Regions from separate parts of the Homo sapiens genome. Here region 1 is linked to region 2. The links are chromatin loops, found by intact Hi-C in ENCODE. Cell type or tissue: dorsolateral prefrontal cortex. All regions are shown on one strand. Links, peaks and the distances in the headings refer to the core of each region. The heading gives the core; the rest is flanking DNA. Region 1 overlaps TMC1 (transmembrane channel like 1). Region 2 overlaps TMC1 (transmembrane channel like 1).

Region 1 (4,400 bases), core at 164-4,163, 100 kb after region 2:
ATTTTTATAAATAGTAGTAAGTTTTAAAAACTATCCCTTCACAAGCCTATTTAACTAGTAATGCTGTAAAAATGATAGTATAGTATTATTGTCTCTGATGATGAAAACAAGAACTGAAATAGCTATCAGGATAATTCACTTCTAGTCTTGGTTCTGCAAGAGCTTGTGTGCTATTTAAAGGTATCGCTTAATCTCCTGAAGCCTTAGTTACCTCATATCCAAAATAAAGAAAGATATTCTATATCTTCTCTGTGCGCTTGAAGCGTAGCCATCATTTATAGTATTTTTGTTTTGTTTTGTAGAGTAAGGTTTTCCAAGTTCTAAACAATGGTTTTCCCAGAAAACTTTTGCAACACCACAAAATTGCAGTCTGGGAACTCCCTTTGCATGCTCATGTACACATCCATCATAAATGAAGGCAAAGGCAAGCAGCATCCTACGTTCCACAGAGCTACAAATTTTGTGTATGCATGCTCATGTGTCTGTACATTAAAATAATTTTCATTTAGCGAAGTGATAATGATGCTAAATTATAGGTTTTAAAAATATTCTTACCTGGCAAAATAGAAGTTTGGCAACCCTATGTGGGCCTCTCAAATATATTTGAAATATTAATGACCCATAAAGTCCCCAAACTTGGGAACTTCAGATAACTATATATAGAAAGTTTAAAATTGGAGCAATATTGTGAACTTCCAAAATATATGATTGAATAAAAATTCCAAGGACTACCTTTCCTTTCCAACTGCATGGAGGTGTAGAAATACCCCCCTGGTCTTTGCCCGTATCTCTCGTGCAGGATCGTGGAGGAGACAGCAGCTTCAGATTTGAGTTAGGATCTCAGATCTTCCATTTAATAGCTGTGCACATTTGATCGAGTTGTGTAGTCTCTCTACACAACTCAGGTTCCTTATGAAATTGTACCTTATTGACAGAGTTTTTGGAATTATAAAATGAGATAATTTATGTAAAACATGTTGCCAGAACTTGGCACATAGCTGGGAAACCTAAGTTGTAGTTATTACTTCATCTCAGAACAGACTTGATGCCCAATTCCTGAAGGGTGACAAGAGAGATGGAGAGAATTTGGGACCTGGCAAGTCTAGGTGGGAGCAGACCTAGTCACAATCAGACCCCAGAAGCCTTGTGGGATGGTGACACATTGGTACCAGTTTGGATAAACAATAAGATTTTGAGGATGCAACAGAAGGAAGTAAGGCATTTGACAATTTAGCAAAATCCAGGACCAGACCGTTCTCAGATCTTCTAAAACATAGCCATAGTTCTGTGGCAGATTTCAAGGTCTCAGGCCTTGGTCTGGAGTCCAAGAGTTAAGCAAATTTTAGCAATGGGGAGAGATAGGCATTAGCATTGGAAAGAAGGACAATACGAGCCCTTAGTACGAAAGCAGACACTGACAATAAGGAGACCGCACCTGACTCTAATCTAGACATAGGTTTTTTTATTTGGCCCACATGTGTTTTGTTTCTTTTTCTTTTATTTTTTTTAACCGTGGCAATATATACAATACAAAATTCACCATTTTAACCATGAAATCGATTTTCTTTATCATAATTTTTTTCAATATTTTTAAAAATTTAAATTACTTTTTTTTTCTCGAGACAGGGTCTTAACTCTGTTGCCCATGCTGGAGTGCAGTGGTGCTATCTTAGCTCACTGCAGCCTCAATCTCCTGGGAGCAAGGGATCCTTCTGCCTCAGTCTACCACGTACCTGGGACTATATGTGCACACTACCATGTTTGGCTAATTTTTTCTTTTTGTGTAGGGATGGGGTCTTACTATGTCGCCCAGGCTGATCTCGAACTCCTGGCCTCAAGCCATCTTCCTACCTCAGCCTCCCAAAGTGCTGAGATTATAGGCATGAGCCACTGCACCCAGCCTCAATCTTTTAAAAGTGGGAGTAAAATATTCAGATGTTCAGCTTTTCATGAACAAGTGGAAGATTTGGTCCTACATTCTTCCATCACAGTAACAGCTAGGACTAAGCACCTGGCCTCTATTAATGGGGCATTCCTTTTTCAATTTGCACCATTCTCAAACAATCCATATTACTTGTTTATGCTGCTTGGCTGGACCCTGTAGACATTCAGATTTGCTGCCTCCTACCAGTGCAGCTGGGGAACAAGCTAGGCATGTTACCAAGACGGTGATTCAGATCTTCAAAGCCAAAGTCAGCTCACAGAATGGAAGCACAAATTTAGTCCCAGAAAAGAAACAACTGTGGCTTCTCACATGTCAGCAAGGCTCACAGTCTGGTGATGATTTTCCATGGCCAGAAGTGGTTTCTGCCTTGTGGCCGCACCTATGGGTTCCAGCTGGTGCCATGGCCGGGGCCAGCCTAATTCTTTTGGTTTCAGTCTCCGTGATGAAGTTGTTGGTACTTAAGTGCCTGACTTATCTCTCTTTGAATGCTCTATTGAGCTTTTTTTGAATGTTCTATTGAGCTTCTCCCCACCAGATTCCAACTACATTATTAGAACAAGTGGTCAGTACTTCACAGAACGTGCAGGTAAATGTTTCTCTACCCCAATGCCACCAATGCTTGGGAGTGAGGCAGCTTTCCCTCTACCCTTTATTTCTTTCAGAGACATCTAACTTTGAGAGCGTGTTTCTAAGGATTATGTTATTAATATTCCCCAAATTAGCCTGCATCATCGCTCCTGGCTAAGTCTGTGAAACCCAAGATACTAAGCTCAGTGTAACTGAAAGAGATGTTTTGATCACAGCTTTGAATCTGTGCCTGGGTTCGAAGCCTTCTTGTTCTGGACTTGGAGAAAGTTTTGAAACTTCTAAAAGATATTTTAGACAGTGTCAGGGTTTTAAGATATATTTTAGAGTAAGCCTCAGGAATGGCAACTTATGGTTCTGAGGGTGTTATGGGAGACTCAGAGATAGTTCCCACATTTTTAAAGAGCATCTACCATTAGGAACCCGAGCACACTCAGGGCTTAGGATCAAAAGATGGTTAATATAAGTGGTTGCTACATAGGCAGGCAGCTCTAGGAATTGGTTGTGAATCCATATTAATCCTCAAACATGGCTCAGGAGCTAGAGTTCAGCATTTTCAAGATAGCAGAATTGGCTCTATACAGCTGAAAGGAAGCCATCTCCTTTTCATCATCACTGTGGAAATTGTGATTTTCATTCTATGTTTTATTGTATATCAATACAATTTCACACATTCCTGTAGCCTTAAACCTACTGAATGATAATCTCTTGGTGGAAAGGCAGGTGTGTCTGGCCCAGACCAGAAATGTATATTTTTATTTTTTGATCTAAAAATTACTGATATATAGTCAGAATGAAAGCTGCTGTTTTCAATTCTGAGAGACAGAAAGCTCCACTAAACAGAATACTCAGCTCTACAGATGATTTATACAATGAGGAAGAGTGTGTGTAGGGAGTTGGAGGGGGGTAAGGGAAACAGTGTCATATTTTCCAATTATTTGAAAGTCAATTTCTATATTTTATTAATCACATCATTTAAAAATATCCATTAATGAGAATACTAAGTATAATCTGTTTTTAAGCTGTTCATGGGTTTAATTCAGAGGCTGTATGACTAGATCTTTCCTACCTATAAGAGGTCGCAGCACTTACCTGATAGCAGCCACCACAAGTGAAATAAAATACCCAGGTAGAAAGTAACAGGTCTACTTATTACTTGTCTTGAAACCTAAGACTTTTAACTGTATCAGAACATTATATGTGGTAGATTGAAAGTGCTCATGACTAAACCTAAATAAGCAACCACCTTATTTTGTTACAGTAGAATAGGTTTTAGACTGAAAATTGAGACTTGGACTTTGAGCTAAGTGCTTCCTATAACTTCTCTTTGAACCTCCATTTATTCATTTATAAAACAGATAAATTGGATTGTGGACCATGGTCTTCAAACTGCTATCCTCCAAAGTCAAGCAGTTTGGTGAAATCAAATCAGGGCAAAGGAGGCAGAGGTCGCAGGGAGAGCTACTGGGCCACAATGCCGGCTTCAAAAACAGACCTATGGTTTCTCTCTTCTACACAGTGTACTTCCATATAAAGCATTGATTGGAAGAAAGAATGCTTCTGTGGCTATTAAAATAAAAAACAGTTTTAAAAACCCACTTAGCTGGATATTTAAAGAAACTTATTTTGGAGAAGGGACAGTTCTAACATTTCATGAGTCTACAAATTAGGATACAGAAACACTCCAAGTATACTTTTGCAGGGAATTGGCTTTTGGATAGACACCATTTTAAAATGATTTATTTTGATAACAAAAATGTTTATTTAGCTATTATACTGACTACTTTAATTTCTGAGCTTTGTAGTACCCTGACCTATTGTTTCTGGGAGTTGTCCATTGGCTGGCTAGGCCTGGTGATTTATTAATGAG
Region 2 (4,400 bases), core at 284-4,283:
CAGTGAGCCGAGATCATGCCATTGCACTCCAGCCTGGGCGACAAGAGCCAAACTCCATTTCAAAAAAAAAAAGAAAGAAAAAGAAAAAAGAAAAAAAGAAAATGCACTTTTTGCTGTCAGTAAAAGTTAAGCAAAAGTCTTGCTGAGAGACTGATATTTAAATAACTATTATAATGCAATGTAAAATTACTGCAAGAGATATGAACACAGTGCTCAGGAAGCTTAGAGGAAGGAGAAACCAAGTCCTTAGTGATGGAAGGTGGGCTGTCAAGGAAGGCTTTGTGGAGGTTGTGTAATTGTAGGATGAGGGCCATGTAGTAGGTCGACGGGGCCCTCGTGTGCCAGGTGGAAGGAAGCCATTTAAGTCTTTTAAGCTGAGTGGTGGCATGATTACAAGTGCACTTTAGAAAAATCTCTATGGCAGCAATGTGGAGGATGAAGTAACAAAAATATACACTTTGGTTCATTTTGTTCTAAATGGCAACTTTACCTTTAACTGTGTACAGAGCTTACTGACTATACTCAAGCAACAAAATGCACACTTGGAAATCCTGTGTCACGTGCCTATACTAGCTTTGTCGCTGATTCAGCATATACACATCCTCCAGTGTGACAGGATTGTGTATGGAAACAGGTAAGACTGGTGAATACTAGGCTGTGTTCAAGTGTAGAGTCTCATGATTATCACCAATACTGTGGGCTCTCCCTCTTTTAGATGAGTTTTTCTACCATATCTTTGGCTTTACAAAATATATTAACACAGTTTCATAATAGATCTCTTGGAATATGGTCGTTTGGTGTTAAGCATTCTATCTGGCAAAATGAAAAATAAGATGGTAAGAGTTATCCTACAAAAATCCTAATGTTCTCAAGCTACTGCTGAAATTCTTTTTCTAGTAATTTACAAAAAAGTCCCCATTTTCTTGTAGAAATAAGCCAATTAAAAAAAGAAAAAAATTAAAATAAAAAATTAAAGTTCTTAATGATAAATTATATTAAAATTTATTTCCTGTTTTACCCTATATCCTATGAGCGTGGTTCTCAAACTTCGTTCAGTGCATACCAGAATCATCATGTGCGCTTGTTAAACAGAGGTCTGGGTTCCACCCCCAGAGCTTCTGATTCACTTCATGGAATCTGAGAACTGGCATTTCTGACAAGTTCCCAGGGGATGCTGAGGCTGCTGGTCCAGGGACCACACACTGAGAAATATTGTTCTGAAATAATAACAGCTAATTTTTGTTAGGCAGTTTCTGTGTTCCAAATACAGGTTGAATATCCCTTATCCAAAATGCTTGGGGCAAGCTGGGTGCAGAGGCTTATTCCTGTAATGTCAGCACTCTGGGAGGCTGAGGCAGGAGGATTGCTTGAGACCAGGAGATTAGGACCAACCTAGGCAACATAGCAAGACACTGTTTCTACACACACACACACACACACACACAGACACACACACACACACACACACACAAATTGCCAGGCATGGTGGCATATCCCTATAGTCCCAGCTACTTGGGAGGCTGAGGGAGGAGGATCACTTGAAACAAGGAGTTTGAGACTATCCTGGGCCACATAGTGAGACCCTGTCTCTACAAAAAATATTTGAAAAATTGGCCAGGTGCGGTGGCTCATGCCTATAGTCCCAGCACTTTGGGAGGCTGAGGCAGGTGGATCATTTGAAGTCAGGAGTTCAAGACCAGCCTGGCCAACATGGTGAAACCCCGTCTCTACTAAAAACACAAAAATTAGCTGGGCAGTAGTGGTGGGCGCTTGTAATCCCAGCTACTCAGGAGGCTGAGGCCAGAGAATCGCTTGAACCCAAGAGGTGGAGGTTGTAGTGAGCTGAGATCGTGCTCCTGCACTCCAGTCTGGGTGACAGAGTGAGACCCTGTCTCGAACAAAACAAAACAAAACAAAACCAAAAAAACCAAAACAAAAAACATATTAGCTTGGCATGGTGGTGCATTCCTGTAGTTTCATATACTTGGGAGGCTGAGGCAGAAGAATTGCTCACGCCTGGGCCTTCAAGGTTAGAATGAGCTGTGATCTCACTACTGCACTCCAATGTGGGTCACAGAGCAGGACTCAAATGAAAACAAAACCAAAACCAAAATTCTTGGGACCAGAAGTATTTCAGATTTCAGATTATTTTGGATTTTGAAATATTGGCATGTATCTAATGAGACATCTCAGGGATGGGACCCAAGCCTAAACACAAAATTCATTTATTTTTCATATACACCTTGTATACATAGCCTGAAGGTAATTTTATATAATATTTTAAATAATTTTGTGCACCTGTCACGTGAGGTCAGGTGTGGAATTTTCTACTGTGGTGTCAAGTCAATGCTCAAAAAATTGCAGATTTTGGAGAATTTCAGATTTCAGATGTTTGGATTAAATGTGCTTAGCCTGGACCTTACTTGTTGTAGCTCGTTTAATCCTCATGGCAATGCTAGGACACAGGTGGTTTTAGTATAATATTATTACAAATGAAGAGCCTGAGACTTGAGAAAGTAAGACAACACACTCCAGGTCACTCAGCCAATTAGTGGTGAGCAAGAATTGAACCCAGATTTGATATGCGAATGACTTGCTGTGATTCTCCTATTGGTGATTTTTTTTTTTTTTTTTTTTTTTTTTGAGACAGGGTCTTGCTCTGTCACCCAGGCTGGAGTGCAGTGGCATGATCTCAGCTCACTGCAGCCTCTGCCTCCCAGGTTCAAGCGATTCTCCTGCCTCAGCCTCCTGAGCAACTGGGACTACAGGCATGTGCTACCATGCTTGGCTAATTTTTGTATTTTTAGTAGAGATGGGGTTTCACCATGTTGGCCATGTGGATCTCGAGCTCCTGACCTCAAGTGATCCATCCGCCTCGGCCTCCCAAAATGTTGGGATTATAGGCGTGAGCCACTGCACCCGGCCCCTTATTGGTGTATTTTTATTTCCCAAGTATGACACCTGTTCAGAGACTTTGGAACCCTGAGAACATTTTGTTGGTGTGTTTTGTGACTAATATTGCCTTTTTCTGAGATGAATGCTGTTCTTTGAAAAAACATTTGTATTTTTAGATAGAAATGTACTTCATCCCCAGTGAATATTTCTGACTTTAGAGAAATTGCCAAACCTGCTGACTCATAACAAAAATAAAGAGCATCTACTATTCAGTTTATGGCTTTTAGTTTTGGGAGGTGGTAGGAGGAAGGATAGATTACCACCCACTATAGATCATTTTATTTTCATTTTATTTTAATGCCATTTACCAGTATTGTGTATATGGAGGTGGTCTTGAGAGCTTTGTGGAGATTATTTTTTCAATAGTACAGATGGCTCTGATAAATATTTAAGGCATCTTGGGAAACAAGAATACCATCCTGACTCAGGAGAAATTGGTCACGTAAATCACTTTGTTTCAAGTGCTTTGGCCTCTGAGCATCTCAAATGGACACATACTTCATTGGCTTATTAACTCATTGCCGGAGTCACTGAAGGCCCAAACTACAACTTCATGCCTGACCACACACCAAGGCTTTTTTATTGCTTAGTTTTCTGGCTCTTTGCCTATTCTGCTCTCCCTACCCATAACCATGTGAGTATCATGTCCAGCAAACTAACTTACTCCTTCTCTCTCCCCACTACACACACACACACACACACACACACACACACACACCACACTCCACACGCACACATACACAGAGCATTTTTCATGGGTATGTTGTCAGACAGATTTCTCTGTTCTGAAGGCTCATCTCCTTAGAGAACCTTACCGTGTCAATGTTGCATTTAGTTTAGTTTAGTGTTGTTGTTGTTGTTGTTGTTGTTGCTGTTTTTAAATCTTGCTCTGTTGCCCACAGTGGCGCGATTTCAGCTCACTGCAACCTCTGCCTTTTGGGTTCAAGCAATTCTCCTGCCGCAGCCTGCTGAGTAGCTGGGATTACAGGCCCCCGCCACCATGTCCAGCTAGTTTTTGTATTTTTAGTAGAGACGGGGTTTCACCATGTTGGCTGGTCAAGTCTTGACTTCCTGACCTCGTGATCCACCTGGCTTGGCTTCCCAAAGTGTTGGGATTACAGGTGTGAGCCACTGCGACCGGCTGTTTTTTTTTTTTTTTTTTTTTTTTTTTTCTTTTTTGAGACGGAATTTCGCTCTTGTTGCCCAGGCTGGAGTGCAATGGTACAATCTTGGCTCATTGCAACTTCTGCCTCCTGGGTTCAAGCAATTCTCCTGCTTCAGCCTCCCAGGTAGCTGAGATTGCAGGTGCCCACCACCATGCCTGGCTAATTTTTGTATTTTAGTAGAGATGGGATTTCACCATGTTGGTGTTGTATTTAGTTTTAACACTGTTATCTTCTCAGATTGTAATGAGAGAACAGGCTATCATCACTTGGTGATAAAAT

Evidence for each region. Hi-C counts contacts between places; a loop is a spot of excess contacts. Peaks named below come from ENCODE experiments on the same cell type or tissue, not always from the same donor. Only the 100,000 strongest peaks of a DNase experiment are listed, where the experiment ranks them.
Region 1: a loop joins it to region 2, with 5 times the contacts of the local background. A loop is called at or near these places in 1 of 110 quality-filtered maps.

Annotation. Positions count from the first base shown.
Region 1 is chr9:72,701,525-72,705,924 of GRCh38, forward strand. All of the region lies in intron 8 of TMC1 (transmembrane channel like 1), which reads left to right. Among named protein-coding and RNA genes, the nearest start is that of LINC01474, 170 kb to the right of the region's middle. RefSeq lists an enhancer at 2,251-2,370. In dorsolateral prefrontal cortex, for the core only: no CTCF peak of the experiment used is centred there; a DNase peak (open chromatin) is centred at 2,247; H3K27ac peaks cover 979 bases.
Region 2 is chr9:72,599,750-72,604,149 of GRCh38, forward strand. All of the region lies in intron 2 of TMC1 (transmembrane channel like 1), which reads left to right. Among named protein-coding and RNA genes, the nearest start is that of TMC1, 80 kb to the left of the region's middle. In dorsolateral prefrontal cortex, for the core only: no CTCF peak of the experiment used is centred there; no DNase peak of the experiment used is centred there.